Regions from separate parts of the Homo sapiens genome. Here region 1 is linked to region 2. A link is an interaction called in ENCODE POLR2A ChIA-PET data of the cell type or tissue named here. Cell type or tissue: PC-3. All regions are shown on one strand. Each heading gives the region's core, and the rest is flanking DNA. Links, peaks and the distances in the headings are about the cores only. Region 1 holds the start of HTR2B (5-hydroxytryptamine receptor 2B). Region 2 has its middle 29 kb from the start of TEX44.

The links. Peaks named below come from ENCODE experiments on the same cell type or tissue, not always from the same donor. Only the 100,000 strongest peaks of a DNase experiment are listed, where the experiment ranks them.
Region 1: POLR2A ChIA-PET joins it to region 2 with 10 read pairs; 2 of 35 experiments call an interaction of 5 or more read pairs at or near these places.

The regions. Positions count from the first base shown.
Region 1 is chr2:231,118,722-231,130,677 of GRCh38, reverse strand. The region is part of intron 16 of PSMD1 (proteasome 26S subunit, non-ATPase 1); the gene reads right to left. HTR2B (5-hydroxytryptamine receptor 2B) reads left to right here and starts at 5,636. Exons shown (of 4, transcript NM_000867.5): 1 at 5,636-5,706; 2 at 6,548-7,265. The coding sequence starts at 6,914. In PC-3, for the core only: no CTCF peak of the experiment used is centred there; a DNase peak (open chromatin) is centred at 3,017; H3K27ac peaks cover 1,806 bases.
Region 2 is chr2:231,558,128-231,570,083 of GRCh38, reverse strand. It overlaps the pseudogene RPL21P35. Among named protein-coding and RNA genes, the nearest start is that of TEX44, 29 kb to the left of the region's middle. In PC-3, for the core only: a CTCF peak has its summit at 6,525; no DNase peak of the experiment used is centred there.

The DNA.
Region 1 (11,956 bases), core at 1,958-9,957, 440 kb after region 2:
AAGACCAGCCTTGGCATTCCCGCGAAACCCCATCTCTACAAAAAATACAAAAATTAGCCGGGGATGGAGGTGCATGCCTGTAGTCTCAGCTACTTGGGAGGATCACTTGAGCCCAGGAAGTCAAGTCTGCAGTGAGCTGAGATCACACCACTGCACTACAGCCTGGGCAACAGAGTGATGCCTTGTCTCAAAAAACAAAACAAAACAAAACAACGTATTTAGAAAACTAAATGTTGAGAAATGGTCAAGTCACAGGAAAAACACTGGACTTTATTTTAGGGAAGGGCAGTGGAGAGGAAAGAAATCAATACTTGGTAGACAATTTTATTAGCATAGAATGTGTTACCTATAACTTAGCTCTTTCACATGTTTTGATATGTTATTTAAAAGTATATTTACAGAAAAAAGTATATTTACTTAGACAATTATAAATTTGCCAGCTGCATGTGTACTCAACGACAGAGCTACATGTTGTGGGAATCTGAGGAACTTTTCTTGTTCTCCTTTATTTTATTCTTTGGCTAGTTCATACAACTTGTAATAATAATAAAAGAAACAACAGTGCCATTGGCCGGGTGTGGTGGCTCACCTGAGGTCAGGAGTTTGAGACCAGCCTGGCCAACACAGTGAAGCCCGTCTCTACTAAAAATATAAAAATTAGCTGGGCGTGCTGGTGGGCGCCTGTAATCCCAGCTGCTTGGGAGGCTGAGGCAGGAGAACTGTTTAAACCCGGGAGACAGAGGTTGCAGTGAGCTGACACAGTGCCACTGCACTCCAGCCTGGGTGACAGAGTGAGACTCCGTCTCGAAAACAAACAAACAGTGCCATTACAGGTAAAAAACAAAAAAGTAGGGGAAATATATTATGCTTTTTTGAATTTTGTGGCATAAAACATTTTCAGGGAAAAAGCTGAGAAAGAAAACAATTTTCTTTCCCAAACATACTTTTGTTCTTCGTACCTCCATATTCTAAGCTACTGCTATTTGTAGCTTTTAACTCTTATCAGTTTAGTATATAGTGAATACATATAACTTACCACAAGGAAAAGCAAAAAACAAAACCACACAGACTGTGCCATAAATGTTACAAATTCAGTGAAAGAGAATTTATTTGTTGTCATCTTCCTGGACTTCAGAAAACTAAAAATTAGTATACTTTTAGGCAAGCTTTTGGTACATTTCCAAAAAGACTAATACTTTTCAGGTGCTGCTAAAATGGGCGAGGGAGGGAATTTTAAAGATGTAAGAAGAGTCACAAGCCTTATACAAAGAAATTGCTGTGTCACCATAATAAATAGAGCTCTTAAAAATCTCAGATTGCATTCCTGGACCTACAGAAATCTGTAATATTCAAAGTTGCAGCATTATTAGCACACTTGTTTTCATTTCTAATCAGCAAACTAAGAAAAGTCTTGCAGTATGAGTGAGCTGCCATCAACTTACTGCTATTCATTGAGAACTGTATTGATATTTCTTTGATTTTTATAGTAATCAACATAAATGTACTTTGATTCTCAAAAAGTTTTAATCACTTCTGATATTTAAACAAGTATTCTAATGATAAAAGTCTATTTCTAATAGCTGATTACTGTGATTACTGAGGACATGCAGAGTTGAGCATATCTACTCCAAAAGATATTTGGGTTATGATCATCAACTATAATTCCAGGTATAGCAGTCTTTTGATTAAAGGACAACACCATTTTATGACATCAGGTTGTACTCTAGAGTTTCGATGACAAAAAAAAATCTTATTCTTTTGTTCTGGCAATAACCTGGCAAAAATTGTCTAGATCAACTTTTACACAGGAATCCAGTAAAAAACTTAACCTGGGGAGGGCTTAAAGAAGAAGGTGCTGTATTGTGGTAAGACAGCACTGTGGCATCTTAAACTGTCTGCCTACCACACCCCCACTCCTAGACTAGCTGTGACAGTAGAGATGGCAGCCTATCACACTCCTGGTATAGGCTGTTAATGCCAGAGGAAGCAACACAGACTTCATATACATATGAGATGGGATCAAGAACCTAAGTAGAAGTCAATTGTGGAAAGGAATGATAACATGATCCCAAAGAAGGATAGGATGGATGAAAAGAAAGACATTTTGAGAAGACAGTGAAGGAAGCTTGTTTTTGATTTGTCAAAGTCTTTCGTTAAAATAACAGGCAGTCAGAAGAGAATGAAGGAGTCTAACGAGAACAGATTAAGTTTGAAATAGCTATTCTTATAGTTTCAGCTCTTTCACTGATCTTGTCAAAGAGAATGAACATGAGAGGAATGAATAAAAAGAAAGCTGAGAAATATTTGAACTCCACTGTAGGTCCTGTTGAAGTGAGCTAGTCTTAGTTCTACCTTATCTGTACTATAGTTACCAATATACTTGTTTGCATCCTCCATAAAATTATAAATTACATGAGGACAGAAAATGTTTACCTTATTCATTAATATATCTCCATGAGCATATGGCACTTAGTAAATACTTCACAAATGAATATGTAGCAGATACAATCCCTGTCATGTTAAACATTCCTTTATGGTTACTGTTTAATAGGTATTATGACTGAGAGGTAAAAAAGTGTTCTTGGCTGATATTTAAGCTGTCTTCCTAGACCTATAAAGAATATTAGACTGCCCTTTTCGGTCAAAGACAGAATCTGCTCAATAAATTAAAAAGACATCAGGGAGAAAATTCAATTGTCTTAGAAAAAAATGTGCCAATTAGGTTTTTTTGGTTATTACTGGATTAGAGGCTGAGTCTGACCTTGAAGTTACTTTAGTAAGAGTTACTTTATCTGAAGCTTTTGGGAAAGGAAATATTCTACACAAATGAAGCTTCCAGATATTAAAAACTTCACTCTACCATTAAGAATCATACTTTTATATTTCTTATTATTTGCATAGAAATATTTAATAAATTCATTTCACATTTATTTGCTGAATGAACATGATCTAGCCTTTTCTTAAGTACACAGAAGTCATCACTGTGCTATCCATCATTATGCCACATAAAATGTTGTCAAAGGGCGTGGGGTGCGGTGGCTCATGCCCGTAATCCCAGCACTTTGGGAGGCTGAGGCAGGCGATCACTTGAGGTCAAGAGTTCGAGACCATCCTGGTCAACATGGCGAAACCCCGTCTCTGCTAAAAATACAAAAATTAGCCAGGCGTGGTGGCAGGCGCCTGTAATCCCAGCTACTTGGGAGGCTGAGACAGGAGAATTGCTTGAACCTGGGAGGCAGAGGTTGCAGTGAGCTGAGATTGTGCCACTGCACTCCAGCCTGGGTGACAGAGGAAGGCTCTGTCTCAAAAAACAAAACAAAAACAAACACAAAAAAAGGTACAAGTCTCTACTTTGAGTAGACCTACATGTTTATACATTTAAATTCTTGTTTTTTTTTTTTTTGTTGTTGTTGTTGCTGTTTCAGTTGACCCTATTTGCTATTATCAAAGTGCTTGTCCACCTTTTAACTTGTTACTCAAATCTGGAGTAGGCAGGGAAACATGTTTATTAAAATTGTCTCACATGAATTTATCACTCAACATTCTTTTGTACTATCTACATCTACCACCATGTACAAATGTTATTTTCACTAAAGAAGGGGGAGAGGCAAAGTTTTGTGTGTGTGTATACGTCTGTGCGTGTGTGTGCGTGTATGTGTGTAAAGAGTAAAAAGATATGGAGTGGGGACTTAGAGGCTACTTTCTACTTAAAGTGCTTAGGGTTTTAGAGCACAGGTTTAGTTATTTGCTGAGACTCAACTATCCTTTTATATAATTATTTATTTATTATTATTTTGCTTTTTTCTTGATTCTCAGCTATGCTTCCCATAACTTGAGATTGCCAAATAAGTAGCTGTTCTAACTAGTTACGTTCCTTAGACATTAAACAGACTTAAAAAAGCAAAAATAAAAAAAATCAGAGTACCAATCTTACTTTTTATAAGTTGAGGCAAAAAATGAGTGAATGTGAGTGAAAGGATTAATACAGGCAAAATACAACAATGACTGCATTTTTATAATATACTTAATATTTAAAAAATTTTATCTATAAACAAATCAATAAAGGCTTATTTCATACAAGTCTTTTCACTGGATATAAAATGGTGCTGCTATTTTCAATCTGACATTACTTGTTTTGCAGATCCCTACCTGCCTTCATAAGCACAGATGTCAAAGTGTAACTCACAACTAAGCAGTATTTAAAAATAATTTCTTTTCCTCTTTTTTTTTTAATCTTGGAGACAAGATCTCATTCTGTCACCCCAAGCTGGAGCGCAGTGGTGTGATCTCAGCTCACTGCAGCCTCGACCTCCCCCAGGTTCATGCAATCCTCCTGCCTCAGGTCTCCCCTGACCCCTAACCCTCAACCCCTCCGCCGCCGCCCAGTAGCTGGGACTACGGGTGTGAACCACCACCCTTGGCTAATTTATGTGGTTTTTTTTGTAGAGATGGGGTTTTGCCATGTTGCCCAAGCTGGTCTCTTCTAGACTCAAGCAATCCACCTGTCTTGGTCTACCAAAGTGCTGGAATTACAGGAATGAGCCACCGCACCTTGCCTTAAAATATTTTCATATTCCTGAATAGAAATTCTGGTACATTAAAAAACATCTGATTTCTCTTGAATATTATTTCATCTAGAATTCTTCACAAGTATTTTTTCTAATATAGTAAATTTTGAGTTTTTAAAAAAGCAGCAAATACTGAATAAAATCTGAAGTGCTCAGCAGAGCTAAAATGAACTAAGTATTTTCCAATAACATTCAACATGAGCAAAGGAATACAAATTTGAAACAAGAAAAGGGCACAAATGTCATCACTGATTTATAAGTAATTAATTTTAAAATATGCATCTATAATGATCTTTTAAAAGGAAACCTTGAGAATGCTGAGGTTCTAATACTAAGCTAGTCTTATGGTTACAGAAAACTTAAATAGCATAACTATTAAGATTTAAACACCAATTTTCTGAAATAAGGCAAAAACGTATTTTCATTACTTGTATTTTCTCCAACGTAAAGTCTATGGGGAAAAAAAGCTGTGAACCACTCCTAAACCCAGAGATCATCTGTTTAAAAATAAGCAGTAAAAAAGTTTCTGCTAAAACCTATGTATACATGTAGAATTCAGGCCTTTCTGTGCTCTTCTATATAAGGTTGCAACCAGAGCAAATTAATGGTGTTCCACAGCAAAGGCACAAAAGCTAGATAAGAATCTTGTTTCACTGCTAGAAATCAGAACTGTAGAAATCACTATAGGCTTTTAAAACGGCAGAATCTTCAAAGAATGAAACCTCTAAAATAGCTAGATTATATCTTATTTTTTCTCAAATGTGAAAAACAGCTCAGGCTTAACCCCAAACAAAACTATCTGAAGCTAAAATGATCAAGTTTATTACAGTCCCCCCAAATATTAAAGAGAGCTCTTAAAAATATAACTTGAATAAGGGCCATGAACTGGTTCAACATGCTTAACAGTGGTTTTATGAATTACAATGAATGCTGCTACTCTCTAAAAATGAATGTATCAAAGAGGAAATAACCTCCTTGGCATGCTTGCAGCTATACAACGTATTTGTTTCACTGCTTTCAACCGCCTGTGCTGGAGGCTCAGAATAAGTCAATGGGAGGAGGATTTCAGTCACAGCAGCAAGCAAGTCTAGTGAACAGATAAGATGACATGCTCAGCAAAATAACAACGAAACCAGAGGTAAGCATTTAATAAACACATATGGAATTAATCTAAAGGTTTTTTTTTTTAATCTTCAAGAATTCTGCTATCATAATCTTTCATTTCTATTCAGCGGTTTAAAAATCAAAATGAAAAATTTACTAATGCTAAAGGAGAGTTTTTAAAAACGTGATTTGTACATTTGATGAACAAATAAATGGTCTAATCTTCCTTTTGGTTTCCCTTTCTTCTCAAGGCAACTGGGAAGGTTAAAAAAATAAACACTACTTAAAACAAAAAAAGAACTGGTTTGAATTTGGCAAATTTAGTGATTAAATTTAGAACACAATTGTTGCAAAGACATACCATGAGAGATGAAATTACTAAACACAATTATTTGGATCCTAGTAATACCTTTTTTTTTCCTTCTCTCAAACTAAAGGAAATCTAAAATGACATTTATATCAGTACTCACAAACCTGATAAGACAAAGCTAATTACATATAAGGATCCCTAGCTGGTAAAACATTTATTTAGACCCTTGTTGGGCTTTGAGTGTTTCTAGGTGGGTGGCCAGCGCATACTAAAAGTTCTATTCTGAACTATTGTGTTTCGACTTTTCTATTCTTCTGTAAGTAAAGGTAAAAAGACATTCAAGGGTCAGGAAACACCTAACTTTTTATTATAACCATTGAAAAAATTAATGTGTCTTCTGTTTCATTAACTGAGCAACATCAGAAATACAGTATATTTGGAGAATTGGCTGCATTGTCACAAATGCACAACAGACTTACTAAGAAGGGAAGGGCTATGAAGTTCAAGTGTTTTTACCACTTTCAGAAATGAATAAAATAATGCAGTCTATGTATTTTGTATCTAGGGGGAACTCTCTGGCATGCAAGTTCAAACACGACTCTACAACTACGGCAGAAAAAGAGAGAGAGAGAAACTAAAAATATATATATATCCTATTTTTTTCACAGCTATCAGTTTCTTTCACTGAGCTTTCCTAAATTTAAGCCTCTAGAAAATAATAAATACTTGGATATCTTACCTACAAACATGGACAGATGTGTGTATGCGCTCATTTTAGAGAACTTGAATTTTTTTTTTTAAAGGAAGGTGTCAACTTTGGCTTTTGAGTGTTTGGCATGGTTACAATGCCTTAAAAAAACAGATGAGCAGCTTAGCTACTAACCATGCTGACCACTGTTCGGAACGGGATTGAATCACAGAAAAACAGCAAATGGCTCTCTCTTACAGAGTGTCTGAACTTCAAAGCACAATTCCTGAGCACATTTTGCAGAGCACCTTTGTTCACGTTATCTCTTCTAACTGGTCTGGATTACAGACAGAATCAATACCAGAGGAAATGAAACAGATTGTTGAGGAACAGGGAAATAAACTGCACTGGGCAGCTCTTCTGATACTCATGGTGATAATACCCACAATTGGTGGAAATACCCTTGTTATTCTGGCTGTTTCACTGGAGAAGAAGCTGCAGTATGCTACTAATTACTTTCTAATGTCCTTGGCGGTGGCTGATTTGCTGGTTGGATTGTTTGTGATGCCAATTGCCCTCTTGACAATAATGTTTGGTAAGTATTTCACTTTGTTTGTGCCATCAAACCACAGAACTATGATATACTATTAGAGAATGGACACTCATTTAATCTTTACTTTTCTTGAAATAAAAGATGAACTTGGACTATTTAAAGATACGGCAAGTAAACAGTCCCTTGTTTTATATCATTCTCTATGGTTGATCAGCAGTTTTAAAGAGCAAAAAATATTTTTTGTAAACTATTTTTCTCCCTCCTAAGCTATCTAATAAAATCATTTAAAAAGTCATTCAAGTTAGTGATATTTATAGATTCTGAATATATTATCTATAAATTATAGTAAATAGGCCTATACTTTAACTTTTCTACACTGATACTTTTTTTCCTCAAAGCAATAACTAGGACACTTCCGGGACAGATATGCGCTGGGTTAACGATAAGGTCTTTGAATTACTAAATCCCAATTTAAATCACTAAACCCCAGTTTAAAATTGGAACTGTCCAAAAATTCTTATTATAGCTCTTAATAGTTTGTATATTATAAACTTGAACACAATTCCTACATATGTGTCATGTTAAGAAAAATTATGTTTAGTTGCTGAAGGAAATGGTTTGGCTCAGAGTGTCCAAAGAGATGATCTATCGATTCAATTTTTTTATGATATATGGGCATCTGTGTTCCTGATAGGCCTCTAAGTTGGTAAGTGGATTAAAACCTAGTTATTGCGATAATAAAAGGTATAGTTTGACACTGAAATCTTAGTTTGCTATAATAAAAAAAAGATATAAGTAGTTCCAGATTTCTGCATATCATCTCTAGTTATAAAATTTGGATAAACACAAATAATTCTGCTGATGAATTATGAGGGCTCCTAGACCCTTGGAATCAGCATTAAAAGGATATTTAACTTATTCAATGCTTGGTATAAACTGATATTCCATTCATAAACTGCCTAAGCAAAATGATTACTTGTGGCAGATATAGTTTCTTAGAATTATATTTACTTATATGAAGATAAAAATATTTTAAGTTACAGAAGTAAAATTTATTAAACTAGAATCCATATTAGAAGGTAAAAAACCCCTGCTATTCCAACTATTATACCCAGGTTTTACACATTACAATTTTATAAGTAATAACAGAAAGATATCTAAAACTATTATCAGATAGTAACAGGTTTACACCTTCCATTTTAAATCAACATTTACCTGGGCTTTAAAATAAATCAAGAAAATTATGTGGCAGGACAAGCAGTAATGAGTAAAGTTCTACTGCTTTAATTAGACTTTCTAATAATTAACAGTCTTTCTATCTCCCTGTTTTATAAATTTGTAATCTTTTAAATAATCTAATGCTGCATGAAACCATGAAAAATAATTAAGAAATCTTACTATAATAGAGAACATAACCCTAATTCTGAATAAAGCTTAAAAGAAAGTATTATGTAGAAATATATATGCATATTTGATAAATACTGTACAGGCATATGATTCTAGCTCTCATCTCCATGTGCATAATAGTAGCTTAAGATGTAAAATCATACTCTTCAAACTGTGCTTTGCTAGGCACACAGAAAATGTCAAAATGCTTATTTCAGACTACCATAAAATTTAATACGTCATTCAATACATGATATTGAAAGAATTATGCAGAAGTGAATTTTAGCTTTAAAATCTTTGAGTCCATAAATATCAAACATCTATTATATGCAAAGTACCATGGTAGATACTTAAATTATCAGCTAAATAGTTAAGGAATCTTAAAAGGCAAAGTACCATAGAATTAAAGTGAGCTAACAAACAAAATACAAAAACAGGTAACAAAGATTTACCTGTTTAATAGATTCCATGTATTCTATAGAAAAATAGGTATCCAGCAGCTGAAAACTTTAAGTGTATATTTAAAATGCTGGTACCCAACATATCCTTAGCAATACAAGTTAGCAGAAAACCCAACATATGTTAACATAAAATATGTGAAATGTCTTCATATTTATGTCTTAAATAATTGATAGACATTTTAATATTATTTCATTCTTCCAAATGTTTATTAACTTTAAATTTATTTTTATTTATTTATTTTAATAGAGATGGAGTCTGGCAATGTTGCCTGGGCTGGCCTCAAACTCCTGGGTTCAAGTGATCCTCTGCCTTCAGCCTCTTAAGTAGCTAGGATTACAGGCACATTCCACCATGCCTGGCTCATGTTTGTTAATTTCTAATTACAAAATAAAATATTTTATAGCCCCAAACACTTTTACTATCAGAAATAAGTTGTATAGTGGGGTTTGTAGATTTTTAAAAAATGAACAAATCTGTGAACTACTATCTAATACATTATTGCATTATTTAAAGCATAATTCAATTTCTATGAAAAAATGTAGGAAAAAAACACATGTTGCCCTCTAACAAACTTCAAAGGATGAATTCATAAATTGGGAACTGCATGTATTACAAATGGAAACCTGACTTCAAATACCAAGATATTTTTATAACCTTTTGCAAGTTAATAAACACAAAGATTTTTCTAAACTAATGCATTTATAAGAACTTCTGATAACTTTAAAAGGCAGAATTAGACTTTACACTCTTATTGTAGTGTTAATCTTTAGGACTTCTAACGTTTGTACAAACAAGCGTTCTTGGTTCTATGATAAAAGATTAACTATCACTATGAGCAATAATTTTAGCTATCGCAGGGGAATTCAATGAAAGTAACACAAAAACTATACTAGCTCGTAGTCTAATAAAATGAAATTTTAAAAATAAGAGCAGTAAAATATAAAAGTGGACCTTCTGTCCTTATACTGAGAGATATTTTATTCAACCACTGATCTGTATAATATTTAACAATATACGGTTTGAATTCATATTTTCCCAAGATTATGACAACTCAGGCACAACATTGTCTTTCAAATGAGTTGTGCTAGGTCAATTTTTCTGCCACTTCTTCCTATCTGGGAGCACTGGACTTGATCTTTACAGTTGTAGTTTTTTATTGTCTTGTCCATAATTCCTAAAATCCATGATCACAAATCAACAGCTTATAACACAAGGCTTGAAAATACCTACGTTAGAAATACTTGAGCAAGAAAACAACACCTTATGCTGATATAAAAAAGACAGGATGTTCACCATTTAAGAGCTTCTCTGAATCTTTGTTTCATTTTATAAGTGATTTAAAAAGTAACAGGGGAGGCTGGGCACGGTGGCTCATGCCTGTAACCCCAGCACTTTAGGAGGCTGAAACGGATGGATCACCTGAGGTCAGGAGTTCGAGACCAGCCTGGCCAAGATGGCGAAACCCTGTCCCTACTAAAAATACAAAAATTAGCTGGGCATGGTGGTACGCGCCTGTAGTCCCAGCTACTCGGGAGACTGAGGCAGGAGAATAGCTTGAACCCGGAAGACAGAGTTGCAGTGAGCCGAGATGGTGCCACTGCACTCCAGCCTGGGTGACGGGGTGAGGCTCTGTCTCAGGGAAAAAAAAAAAAAAAAGTAACACGGGAAGATATGGCATCTGGCCATCCATTGGGTGTTATTGGTTTATTTATAAGTTTTTTTTTTTTTTTTTTTTTTGAGACGGAGTCTCGTTCTGTTGCCCAGACTGCAGGGCAGTGGCATGATCTCAGTTCACTGCAACCTCCACCCACAGGTTCAAACGATTCTCCTGCCTCAGCCTCCCGAGTAGCTGGGACTACAGGCGCAGGCCACCACACCTGGCTAAGTTTTGTATTTTTAGTAGAGATGGGGTTTTGCCACTTTGGCCAGGCTGGTCTTGAACTCCTGACCTCAGGTGATCCACCTGCCTCGGCCTCCCAAAGTGTTGGGATTACAGACATGAGCCACCAAACCTGGCTATAACTTAAGTTTCAATTGATGCCTCATGATCTATAAGTTCAAACAGTATCCGTGGTATAGCTGAAAGAGTATATAAAATGGCTGAAAGATGGCTGTTTGAAGCAAGACATCCCAGGGTCTGAATCCTGGTTCTCCCGTGTTGGATCAGGCAAGTCACTTATTATTTCAGAGTTCAATCACTTATTATTTCAGAGCTCAATCACCTTGTCAAGCAGGGCCCAGCATCTTATAAGCACTAATAGTAACTGGTAGAGTACTGCATGCAAATTAAATATGATTTAGTTGAGATGCAAGTCTAATCAGAGATGAAACAAATGTATAGCAGTAAGAGAAAAATGGCAGTTATTCATTTATGCAGTAAAATGTTAGCCTACCCAATTCTGAAATGGAGGAGAAAAGCAATGAATTAAAGGCACTTCTTTTTGTAAAGTGGAAATTTTAAAAACCAGGAAAAAATTCTGTAAGCATTAAAATGCTTAAAACATTTAAAACACTATCATATTAGACACTGAACCCCAGGATAACTCATATGCTCAAATGTAGTGAAAAAAGTAAAAAACAAAACAGAAACTTTTAAACAATAATTTGAACTGAACTATGTCTTTCTTTTCTGGAAGATAAAGACAGAAGCATTAGAATTTCTGAGATAAATGTATATTTGAAAATTATGTTCTTTTTGGACATAAGAAGTATTTATGATTTGTCCTGCTGCAATAAGTTCATGAACTGAGTACCTCTGTAAACTATAGGAACAGCCCACTTGGAATGCCTTTAAAAATAGTCTTTTACATCCTCCAAAGGGAAACATTTTATGTCCCAGATTTATGGACTGATGCTAATTATTTTCCGGACAAATAGTGTAACCT
Region 2 (11,956 bases), core at 1,809-9,808:
GTGCAGACCAGCCTGGAGAGGCTGGAAGTCAAACTATGATGTGTCCACATGGTGGAGCGCCCCTCCATCCCTCATTCCCTTATGAGTCCTGTGAATCCTTTAAACACTGGATAGAATCACAGAGATTAAAGACGGAGTGTGCCTGCAAAAACCTGTATCATTCTATTTGAGAGACAAGTCACTCTCCTGTTTTCATGCGCGTCCGTGTGAAGAGACCACCAAACAGGCTTTGTGTGAGCGATAACAGCTTTTAATCACCTGGGTGCAGGCGGGCTGAGTCCGAAAAGAGAGTCATCGAAGGGAGATAGGGGTGGGGCCGTTTTATAGGATTTGGGTAGGTACAGGAAAATTACAGTCAAAGGGGGGTTGTTCTCTGGCGGGCAGGGTGGGGGTCACAAGGTACTCAGTGGGGGAGCTTTTGAGCCAGGATGAGCCAGGAGAAGGAATTTCACAAGACAATGTCATCAGTTAAGGCACAAACCGGCCTTCTGGATGTGTATGTGCAGGTCACATGGGATATGATGGCTTAGCTTGGGCTCAGAGGCCTGACACCTGTCATCACAACACAGCCCATGGTCAAATGGATGTTCCCAGAAGCATGTGGATCCCCAGGAGCTGGGATGTTGTCAAGACCTACAGGCAAGTCCAGCAGAGGCCAAACCATGGGGTTGTGTTGGGGGTGCCAGGCTCTGTCCTGAGGCTCTCCAGCTCTCTCCCAGGCCCAGGAGAGATTGGCTAGTCATCTGCGTCCCGGGGGTAGAGCCCAAGCCATCCTTACTCCTCCTTCTTGTAGCTCTCAGTCCTCTGCAGGGAGCCAGCTCTCCTCCCCTGGGGCACCCAAGGGCTCTGCCTCCAGGCCGGCACCTGCAGATGGTCCATGGCTCTCAGGGCACACCTCACGGCTGCTTCCTCCAATCCTCCCTGCACCTGCCCTCACCAGGGCCCTGGTCCCCACAATGCAGAGCAGGTGGAGAGAGGGGTTCTTCCACCTTAGCCAGCTTTCCTTGGGGCTGCTAGCTAAGGGAGAGTTACTCTGAGCCTCAGCGCTAAACCTGTGGTTTTTAGCCTCTTTGAGTCAGGAGGGAATGATTTGGGGAAGCCCCCTCCACGGAAAAATGTGCTAGCATGGACTCTCTGAGCTCACCTCTAAGAACTGGATGATCTGTGTTTATTTGCATTGCAGGAACCTGCAGAACCCTGGAGCCCACCCTCTGTGTGGCTTGTAGGCAAACAGGGCTATGGACAGGTGTGGGGAGGATGGAGTGGGGTGCCAGCCAGGCGGAGCAGCACCAAGACAGACAGAGGTGGGACCCTGGGGGGAAGCTGCAGGAACACACTCCCTAAATCCTGGAAGGCTAACTCTGGAAGGAGGAGCAGGAGGTCTTACTTCCTCCTGGAGGCCCTGGGAGTAGTGAAGGGTTCTGGGCAGGAGAGCAGCATGCAGGAAGGGGGCTGTGGGAGGAAGTCTCCAGGAGGGCCCTGTGGGAGCCTGCCTACCGTGCTGCCACCAGGTGAGCATTGCTTTTTTGCAAATGTTTCCCAGAAAGACAGGCCTTGTCTTCCAGGACAAAACAGGAAGGGCAGGGTCAGGAAGTCAAGTCACATTTAGAAGGAATAGAGCAATAGGCCCCACCTGGTGCAAACCGAAAGGTGTTGGTGGGGGCTGGTCAGCAGAGTTTAGGAAATGAGGACTTGGCAGCCAGCACTGTTAGGCGGAGAGGGTGTTCTCCCCAGCAAGTCCCCTGGAGGGGATGGACCCTCAGCTTGCAGACACCAGCCTGGGGGCGGGGCCCTCACCCCCAGCGCTGTGTCCACACTCAGCGGCTACCTTGGTTGTTCTTTAGCTTCTGCAGTGGATTGAACTGTGCCCCTCAATAGACATGTGTGCCTGGACCCTGTGAATGTGACCTTATTTGGAATAGGGGTCTTTGCAGATGTAATAAGTTAAGGATCTTGAGATGACATCATCTTGGATTTAGGGTGGGCCCTAAACCCAATGACTGGACTCCTGATGAGAGAAAGGGGATTGAGAATGAGATCCAGGCTGGGCACGGTGGCTTGCGCCTGTAATCCCAGCACTTTGGGAGGGTGAGGCGGGTGGATCACTTGAGTCCAGGAGTTCAAGATCAGCCTGGGCAACAAAGTGAGACCCCGTTCCTACAAAAAATTAAAAAATTAGCTGGGTATGGTAGTGAGCGCCGTGCTTGTAGTCCCAGCTACTCTGGAGGCTGAGGCAGGAGAATGGCGCGAACCCGGGAGGTGGAGCTTGCAGTGAGCCGAGATCACGCCACTGCACTCCAGCCTGGGCAACAGAGCGAGACTCCATCTCAAAAAAAAAAAAAAAAAAGAGAGAAAAGATCTAATGTTCAAATACATTTGAGAAACACTGTGTGAAACTAGAAATTTCTTTGCTGAGGAACTTCTCTGAGCCTTTAAGAGGCTAAAGAGCTTTGTGAATCACCAGGGGAGTGGGGGAAGGCCAGTACTGCACACAGCTTTTCCCAGACTTATTTAACCCGGGAACCCTTATGTATTATTCAGCTTGGGCTACCATAACAAAAACCACAGACAGGGTGGCTTAAACAACACAAATTTATATTCTCACAGTTCTGGAAGCTGGAAGTCCAAGATCAAGGTGCCAGCAGGGTTGGTTCTGGTGAGGCCTCTCCTGGCTTGCAGACGACTTCCTTCTCCCTGTGGCCTCACATGTGGCCTTTTTTTCTGAGCACGTGCACTCCTGATGTCTCTTCTTATGAGGACACCAGTCCTACTGAATTAAGGTCTCACCCTTATGACTTCATTTAACCTTAATTACCTCCTTAAAGGTCCTATCTCTAAATACAGTCGCATTGAGGGTTAAGGCTTCAATATATAAATTTGGAGGTGGGGACAAATTGTAGCCCATAGCATCTTACTTCATGGGACTGGTGTCCCCAGATACATCTGGGAAAATGCACATTTAATCACCTTGAACTCTATCCCAGGAGTATGGGATTACTGTTAGTTGGCAAGTGCCTGCCATCCATTCCTGCCTATTTGTAAGGATATCCTTGGTGGTAGAAACAGAGGAGACAGCATGTGGAAGACATACTTTTATCATCTATTTTTTTTGAGACAGGGTCTTGCTCTGTTGCCCAGGCTGGAATGCAGTGGCACCATCTTGTCTCACTGCAAACTCCACCTCCCAGGCTCAAGTGATCCTCCCCCCTCAGCCTCCCAAGTAGCTGGGACTACAGTCATGAGCCACAGTACCTGGCTAATTTTTAAATTTTTCTGTAGAGATCAGGTCTCACTATGTTGCCCAGGCTGGTCTCAGACTCCAAGCTCAAGTGATCCTCCCGTCTTGGCCTCCCAACTTGCTGGGATTATAAGGGTGAGCTGCAGCAACCCGGCCAGATACTTTTTTATAGTCCACGACATTTTGCAGCTCCTTTTTCAAAAGATAGAGTCTATTTTCTCCACTACCTGAATCAGGGCTTGGCCTTATGAGTTGCTTTTGTCAAGGGGACAGTAAGGAGCATGACACAAGCAGAGGCATAGAAAGCATTTGTGTTCATCCCTGAGAGGTCTGAGAATAAAAATAATAGGAAAAGCATTTGTGTGCTGGGGCTTGGCCTCTCTTTCTTCTTTTGGAGCCCAGCTGCCGTGTGAAGTCTGGTCTGCTTGATGAGGAGATTAACCTGGCTCTGGTTGCCCCCACCATCCCAGCCAAATGCAGACATGTGAGTGAGGCCATCTGGGACCCAGACCAACCAGCTGCAGCCCACCTGCCAGCTATGGCCACATAGTGAACCAGGTGAGACCAGCAGAAAAACTGAGGAGGAGGTAGGAGTTGACTCTGGAAGCAGGGCTCAAACACCTGACCAAATTGAGGACTAGCTAAAACAGGTTGGGGGCAGAAGCAGCTTTCCATAAGACCCTCCCACCAGCGTGCCCATGTTAGTTTACCATTGCCATGGCAACATCTGGAATTTACCATCCCTTTCCATGGCAACAAGCCAACAACCCAGAAGTTACCACCCTCATCCTAGAAATTTCTGCATAAACTTTGTTTGTTTGTTTGTTTTGAGATGCAATCTTGCTCTGTCGCCAGGCTGGAGTGCAGTGGTGTAATCTTGGCTCATTGCAACCTCTGCCTCCTGGGTTCAAGTGATTCTCCCACCTCAGCCTCCCAAGTAGCTAGGACTACAGGCGCACACCACCATGCCCAGCTAATTTTTGTATTTTTAGTAGAGATGGGGTTTCACCATGTTGGACAGGATGATGTTGATCTCTTGACCTCGTGATCTGCCCACCTCGGCCTCCCAAAGTGCTGGGATTACAGGCGTGAGCCACCATGCCCAGCCAACTGTTTTTTAATTTGCATGTAATTAAAAGTGGGTATAAATATGAGTGCAGAACAGCCTCTGAGCTGTTATTCTGGGCACCCTGTCTATGGGGCAGCCCCACTCCACTAGGAGCAGTACCTCTGCTGCTGCTGTGCACGGCTGTGTCAATAGAAGTTGCTGTTTAACACCACTGGCTTACCTTTGAATTGTTTCCTGGGCAAAGCCAAGAACCCTCTCAGGCTAAGCCCCAGTTTTTTTTTTTTTTTTTTTTTTTTTGAGACAGAGTCTTGCTCTGTCACCCAGGCTGGAGTGCAGTGGCGCCATCTTGGCTCACTGCAAGCTCTGCCTCCTGGGTTTACGCCATTCTCCTGCCTCAGCCTCCCAAGTAGCTGGGACTACAGGTGCCTGCCACCATGCCTGGCTAATTTTTTGTATTTTTAGTAGAGATGGGGTTTCACCGTGTTAGACAGGATGGTCTCGATCTCCTGACCTCGTGATCCGCCCGCCTCGGCCTCCCAAAGTGCTGGGATCACAGGCATGAGCCACCATGCCTGGCCCTAAGCCCCAATTTTGGGGCTTGCCTATCCTGCATCAGAAACACTCAGCTGAGCCCAACCCAAATATAATAATAATAATAACAATAATAATAATAATAGTAGTTGCTTTTTTTTTGAGACAGAGTCTCACTCTATCACCCAGGCTGGAGTGCAGTGGTACAACCTCAGCTCACTGCAACCTCTGCTTCCTGGGTTCAAGCGATTCTCCTGCCTCAGCCTCCCCAGTAGCTTGGATTACAGGCACCCACCACCACACTTGTCTAATTGTCTAATTTTTGTATTTTTAGTGGAGACAGTTTTCACCCTGTTGGCCAGGCTGGTCTTGAACTCCTGACCTCAAGTGATCTGCCGGCCTTGGACTCCCAAAATGCAGGGATTACAGGCGTGAGCCACAGCCCAGCCGTTGCTTTAAGTTACTCAGTTGTGAGGTGGTTTGTTACATAGTAAGGGCCAACTGATACCAAGCATCTTAGAAGAGACCTGTGACTATCATTGCTTTCTTTTTTTTCTTTTGAGATGGAGTCTTGCTCTATCACCCAGGCTGGAGTGCAGTGGTACGATCTTGGCTCACTGCAACCTCCGTCTCCCAGGTTCAAGTGATTCTCGTGCCTCAGCCTCCCTGAGTAGCTGGGATTACAGGCACCTGCTGCCATGCCTGGCTAATTTTTGTATTTTTAGTACAGATGGGATTTCGCCATGTTGGCCAGGCTGCTTTCGAACTTCTGACCTCAGGTGATCCTCCCACCTGGGCCTCCCAAAGTGCTGGGATTACAGGTGTGAGCCACCGCACCCAGCCGACTATCACTGCTTTCTATGAATGGTTTTCTCTGGCTGCTCCCATCTGCACCAAGTTAACCTTTTCAGTATTATAAAGAAACATTCTTGGATGGGCGTGGTGGCTCACACCTATAATCCCAGCACTTTGGGAGGCTGAGGCAGGCAGATCACCCGACATCGGGAGTTCGAGACCAGCCTGGACAACGTGGTGAAACCCCATCTCTACTGAAAATACAAAAATTAGCTGGGTGTGGTAGCATGCACTTGTAGTCCCAGCTACTCGGGAGGCTGAGGCAGGAGAATCTCTTGAACCGGGGAGGCGAAGGTTGCAGTGAGCCAAGATCGTGTCATTGCCCTCCAGCCTAGGAAACGAGCAAAACTACGTCTCCAAAAAAAAAAGAAAGAAACATTCGTCGTTGCCACCAGTCTTGCTATTAAAGTTTCCTAGCATTTTAAAGACATCAGCATAATGAGTATCAGGTGAAAAGTCTTAAAATTAATACCCCACAAAAATAGGATGTGAGCTTTATTAGGCCAACTCCTGAAATTACCCATATGGATTGTCTCAGAGGAAATTCAAAACATGTTTTAAATTATGGAATGTGTTTAACATGTAAAAACTGGTCTTGCTTGAATACTCTTGAATATCCCACTGGAAGGAGCTGGTGGAACACTCAGGTTTTACTTGCAAAAAATTTTCCTGAAAGAAATGGCATCATCTTCTGAAAACCAAACTGATAAGACTGTCTTGGTAGGGTTGGGCAGGGGCAAGAGAGTGGGGGTGGGTGGGAGGAGCCCTGGATATGGGGAGAAACCCAGATGTCCTCCCCAGCCAGATCCAGCTCTCTGCTGCCTCCAAGTGCTGGTTCGATGGCATCTCAGGAGAGCGCAGCCTGTGATTCTATGGGATGGCTGATCCCTCAGACTTGAGTCTGAACCCCAGACCCCAAGTGGCAAGGTGAATAGGAGGTCTGTGCTCTGTACCTCACTCCCACCCTTACCCCAAAAGCTGCCCATTCACTGTCATGCCACAAGGTGTCCGGTGACAGGAGATCAGGAATCATTAGCAACCACTGCCTCTTCCAGAGCAATTTAATTTTGGGGTCCGGTTAGCATTGTATTCAATACACAGAAGGTCATCCAAACCCCCCACTAAGTGTGAGTTCCATCTGCAGTAATTATATAACAGTTGAATTGCACTGAAATTGAACTTTTTGTTTTTGTTTTGTTTTGGTGGTCAAATACACATAAAACGTACCATTTTAAAGTGCAGAATTCAGTGGTATTAAGACCATTCACAATATTGTGCGACCATCACCACTACTTAGTCCCAGAGCTTTTTCATCACCGGATGGCAACCCATACCCATTAAGCAGCCACTGTATTTGACTTTTGACATAAGGTTACAATTCCTAGACACTTAAACATCTATTAACTTTGAAATGGCATTTTAATTTTTATATTTGGAGTCAATTAATTTTTTTTTATATGGAGATTCACTCTTGTTGCCCAGGCTGGAGTGCAGTGGTTCGATATCAGCTCATTGCAACCTCCACCTCCTGGGTTCAGTGATTCTCCCGCCTCAGCCTCCCGAGCAGCTGAGATTACAAGCACATGCCACCACATCCTGCTAATTTTTGTATTTTTAGTAGAGATGGGGTTTCACCATGTTGGCCAGGCTGGCCTTGAACTCCTGACCTCAGGTGATCCACCTGCCTCGGCCTCCCAAAGTGCTGGGATTACAGGTGTGAGCCACTGCACCCGGCCAAGAGTCAATTAATTTTTTAAAAGTCACACACATTTTCACAGGACCTTCAAAGCTGTAGGCTTAGGTCTATGCCTGGAGGGTCTGGGTCGGAGGAGGCCAGAAGAGCCCCTCTCTACTCCCACCTCCCCATCCCACCATGGGCTTCTGGGACTTGGGCCCTACTGTCTTCCCCACAGTAGCCCTGCCTCCCTACATCACACTGCCATTGGCCAGTGATTCTTCTCAATATCCCCATGCAGTATAATGATTTTTCCAAAATATGAAAGTATTACATGGCATTATAGATAAGCTGGAACGTGTAGATGAGCATAAAGGGGAATAGCCACCCTCCCCAATTCTACCCCCTTGAGAGAACCACTGTTAACATGTGGGCATGCTTTTCCCTCAATCCCTTTTTCTAGAGAAAATCGCCACTCAATTCTGGGCTTTCTGCATTTTATTTTTTAAAAAGTGCCCAAGTGCCGGGCATGGTGGCTCACGCCTGTAATCCCAGCAATTTTGCAGGCTGAGTTGGGCGGATCATCTGAGGTCAGGAGTTCGAGACCAGCCTGGCCAACATGGTGAAACCCCATCGCTACTAAAAATACAAAAATTAACTGAGTGTGGTGGTGTGTGCCTGTAATCTCAGCCACTCAGGAGGCTGAGGCAGGAGAAATGGGCAGCAGAGTGAGACTCCATCTAAAAAAAAAAAAAAAAAGCCAAAAGTAACCATTCAAATGACCATACTTCAGCCAATATATATACAAGTCATATTTGCATTTACAATATTGAGATCCTGATGTACTTTCACTTTTAAACTTTGCTTTTGTTCACTTATGAAAATGATATTTTGAGCAATTTTTATCTTTAAACAATTTTAATAGCTGTATAAACTTAAATATAAATTTAATACAGTTTAAGATATAACTTTAATAGCTGCAGGCTGGGCACAGTGGATCATGCCCGTAATCTCAACACTTTGGGAGGCCAAGGCAGGTGAATCACCTGAGGTCAAGAGTTCGAGACCAGCCTGGCCAACATGGTGAAACCCTGTCTCTACTGAAAATACAAAAATTAGCCGGGCGTGGTGGTGGGTGCCTGTAATCCCGGCTACTCGGGAGGCTAAGGCAGGAGAATCGCTTGAACCCAGGAGGCGGAGGTTGTAGTGACTCAAGATCGCGCCATTGCACTCCAGCCTGGGCAACAAGAGCAAGACTCTGTCTCAAAAAAATAAAAATATGTAATCCCAGCACTTTGGGAGGCCGAGGTGGGTAGATCACGAGGTTAGGAGATTGAGACCATCCTGGCTAACATGGTGAAACCCCGTCTCTACTAAAAACACAAAAAATTAGCCGGGTGTGGTGGCTCGCGCCTGTAATCCCAGCTACTCAAGAGGCTGAGGCAGGAGAATCCCTGGAACCCGGGAGGTGGAAGTTTCAGCGAACTGAGATGGCACCACTGCACTCCAGCCTGGGCAACAGAAAGAGACCCCATCTCAAAAAATAAAAATAAAATTAAAATATAAAAAATAAAAATAAAAATAAAAAAATAAAAAAAATTACTAGCTACATTCTCATCATATAGGCACATCATACTTTATTTAACCAATTTATCATAGGATGTTTTTTAGTCAGTTTTCACAGGGTTAAGCTGTGATAACAAACCATCCCAACATCTCAGTGGCTCACAATGATAAAGGCTTATTTCTTGCCTGTTTTTCATTTTTTAAATTTTATTTATTTTTTCAAGACAGAGTCTCACTCTGTCACCCAGGCTGGAGTGCAGTGGCGTGATTTCGCCTCACTGGAACCTCTGCCTCCTGGGTTCAAGTGATCCTCCTGCCTCAGCCTCCCAAGTAGCTGGGATTACAGGTGCCCGCTGCCACACCCGGCTCATTTTTGTATTTTTATTTTATTTATTTATTTATTTATTTTTTTATTTTTTGGAGATGGAGTCTCGCTCTGTCACTCAGGCTGGAGTGCAGAGGCATGAACTCGGCTCACTGCAAACTCCGCCTTCCAGGTTCAAGCAATTCTCCTACCTCAGCCTCCCAAGTAGCTGGGATTACAGATGTGTGCCACCATGCCCGGCTAATTTTTGTATTTCACTTGAGACGGTGTTTCACCATGTTGGCCAGGCTGGTCTCGAACTCCTGACCTCAGGTGATCCGCCTGCTTCAGCCTCCCAAAGTGCTGGGATTATAGGCGTGAGCCACTGTGCCTGGCCCATTATTATTATTATTATTATTATTATTATTATTATTATTATTATTTTTACAGTCCAGAGGTCTGTTATTTTTTTTAACACCTATTATGCCATGAATTCATAAGGAAGAGGTTCCAGCAGCTCAGGGTCCTTCCCACTGGTTCTCACAAAGTGAGCAGGCTGGCGCTTCGGTTGAACCCAGGTATCTTTCTCTGGCTTCTTTCTTTTTCTGATAATTTTCATTCATGTGTTTCAGGAAGCTATCTCGGCTCTTAGAGTGCTTAACGTGCTCAATACGCACATTAATTGTCTTGGCAAGAATGTTGCCCTGAACTTGTTTGTTTACAATGCCAACAGCATGCTGGGGAACACTGTAGACTCTTCCAGTTTTGCCATGGTGACACTTGTGGGGCATTCCTTTTTGAACAGTACCGTTCCCTTGGTGTCCACAATATCACCTTTCTTATAGATTCGCATATACATGGCCAAAGGAACAACTCCAGGTTTTCTAAAAGGCCTGGAGAACCTATATCGGGTACCTCTCCTCTTTCCCTTTGTGTTCGTAATTTTGGCGAATTACAGGAAGATGGCTACAGGAAGATGGCGGTTCTGGCCAAAAGGAGTCATTTTTGTATTTTTAGTAGAGATGGGGTTTCTCCATGTTGGCCAGGCTGGTCTCAAACTCCTGGCCTCAGGTGATCTGCCTGCCTTGGCTTCCCAAAGTGCTGGGATTACAGGCGTGAGCCCCCGCTCCAGGCCTGTTTTCTTTCTTTCTTCTTCTTTTTTTTTTTTTTTTGAGACGGAGTTTTGCTCTTATTGCCCAGGCTGGAGTGCAATGGCACTCTCTCGGCTCATCGCAACCTTCACTTCCCAGGTTCAAATGATTCTCCTGCCTCAGCCTCCCGGGTAGCTGGGGCATGTGCCACCATACCTGGCTAATTTTTGTATTTTTAGTAGAGACGGGGTTTCTCCATGTTGGTCAGGCTGGTCTCGAACTCTCAACCTCAGGTGATCCGCCCGCCTCGGCCTCCCAAAGTGCTGGGATTACAGGTGTGAGCCACCGCGCCCAGCCTGTTTTTCATTTCTTTTGTAGGCTAGTTGTGGCTGGGCTCTTCTTGGCTGTGTGTCAGGTGTGGTTGTAATTCTTCTTCATTCTAGACTGCAAGCCAAAGCAACAGCCCCCATGTGGGATACAGTCTTGTGGCCAAGGACAAGAGCAAGTGAGCAATGGCACTCAGTTTCTGCTCTGAAGGGGCACGGCTCATGTCCACACATGTGCCCTTGGCAAAGGCCATCATGGGATCAGTGGGGCTGGATGAATACTCCTTCCCCATAAGAGAGAAGGTGGACTCAGCTTTCAGGAAGGGGGAGTGAATGATTGGGAACAATAATACAATCTTCCACAGATGTTTCCATGTTTAAACGATCAGGGAAGAGCTGTTGATTTCTCATTTTCAATGTCATTAGAGCATATATATACTTTTTTTTTTCAGACAGGGTCTCCCTCTGTTGCCAGGCTAGATGGTGTGCGGTGGCACAATCTCAGCTCACCGCAACTTCTGCCTCCCAGGCTTAAGCGACCCTTCTGCTTCAGTCTCCCAAGAAGTTGAGACTACAGGCATGCACCACCATGCCCAGCTAATTTTTGTATTTTTTTTTTTTAGTAAAGTTAGGGTTTCACCATGTTGGCTAGGCTGGTCTCAAACTCCTGGGCTCGAGATCCGCCTGCCTCAGCCTCTCAAAGTGTTGGGATTATAGGCATGAGCCACTGTGCCCCGCCACATCTTATATAATTTTATGTATTTATTTATTATGTATTTATTTATCTTTACTTTTCTTTCTTTTTCTTGTTTTTTTTTTTTTTGAGACGGAGTCTTGCTCTGTCGCCCAGGCTGGAGTGCAGTGGCGCGATCTCAGCTTACTGCAAGCTTCGCCTCCTAGGTTCAAGCAATTCTCCTGCCTCAGCCTCCCATGTAGCTGGGAATACAGGCGCTGGCTGCCACACGCGGCTAATTTTTTTTTGTATTTTTAGTAGAGACAGGGTTTCACCATGTTGGTCAGGCTAGTCTCAAACTCCCAACCTCAGGTGATCCTCCCGCCTCAGCCTCCCAGAGTGTTGGGATTACAGGCGTGAGCCACCGTGCCCGGCTCAGGTAATGTTTTTTAAAGCCAAATAATTCTATAGGGCTTATTAAAAAAACAAAAACAAACAAAAAACCCAGCAGCTTCCTCCACCCAAATTACCACACCTCAACCAGTTGATAAGGAATTTTTTTCAGTCTTACTGTGTGCCAGGAATTGTGCTAATTTTCCCAAGTATATCACTTAATCTTTACACCTAC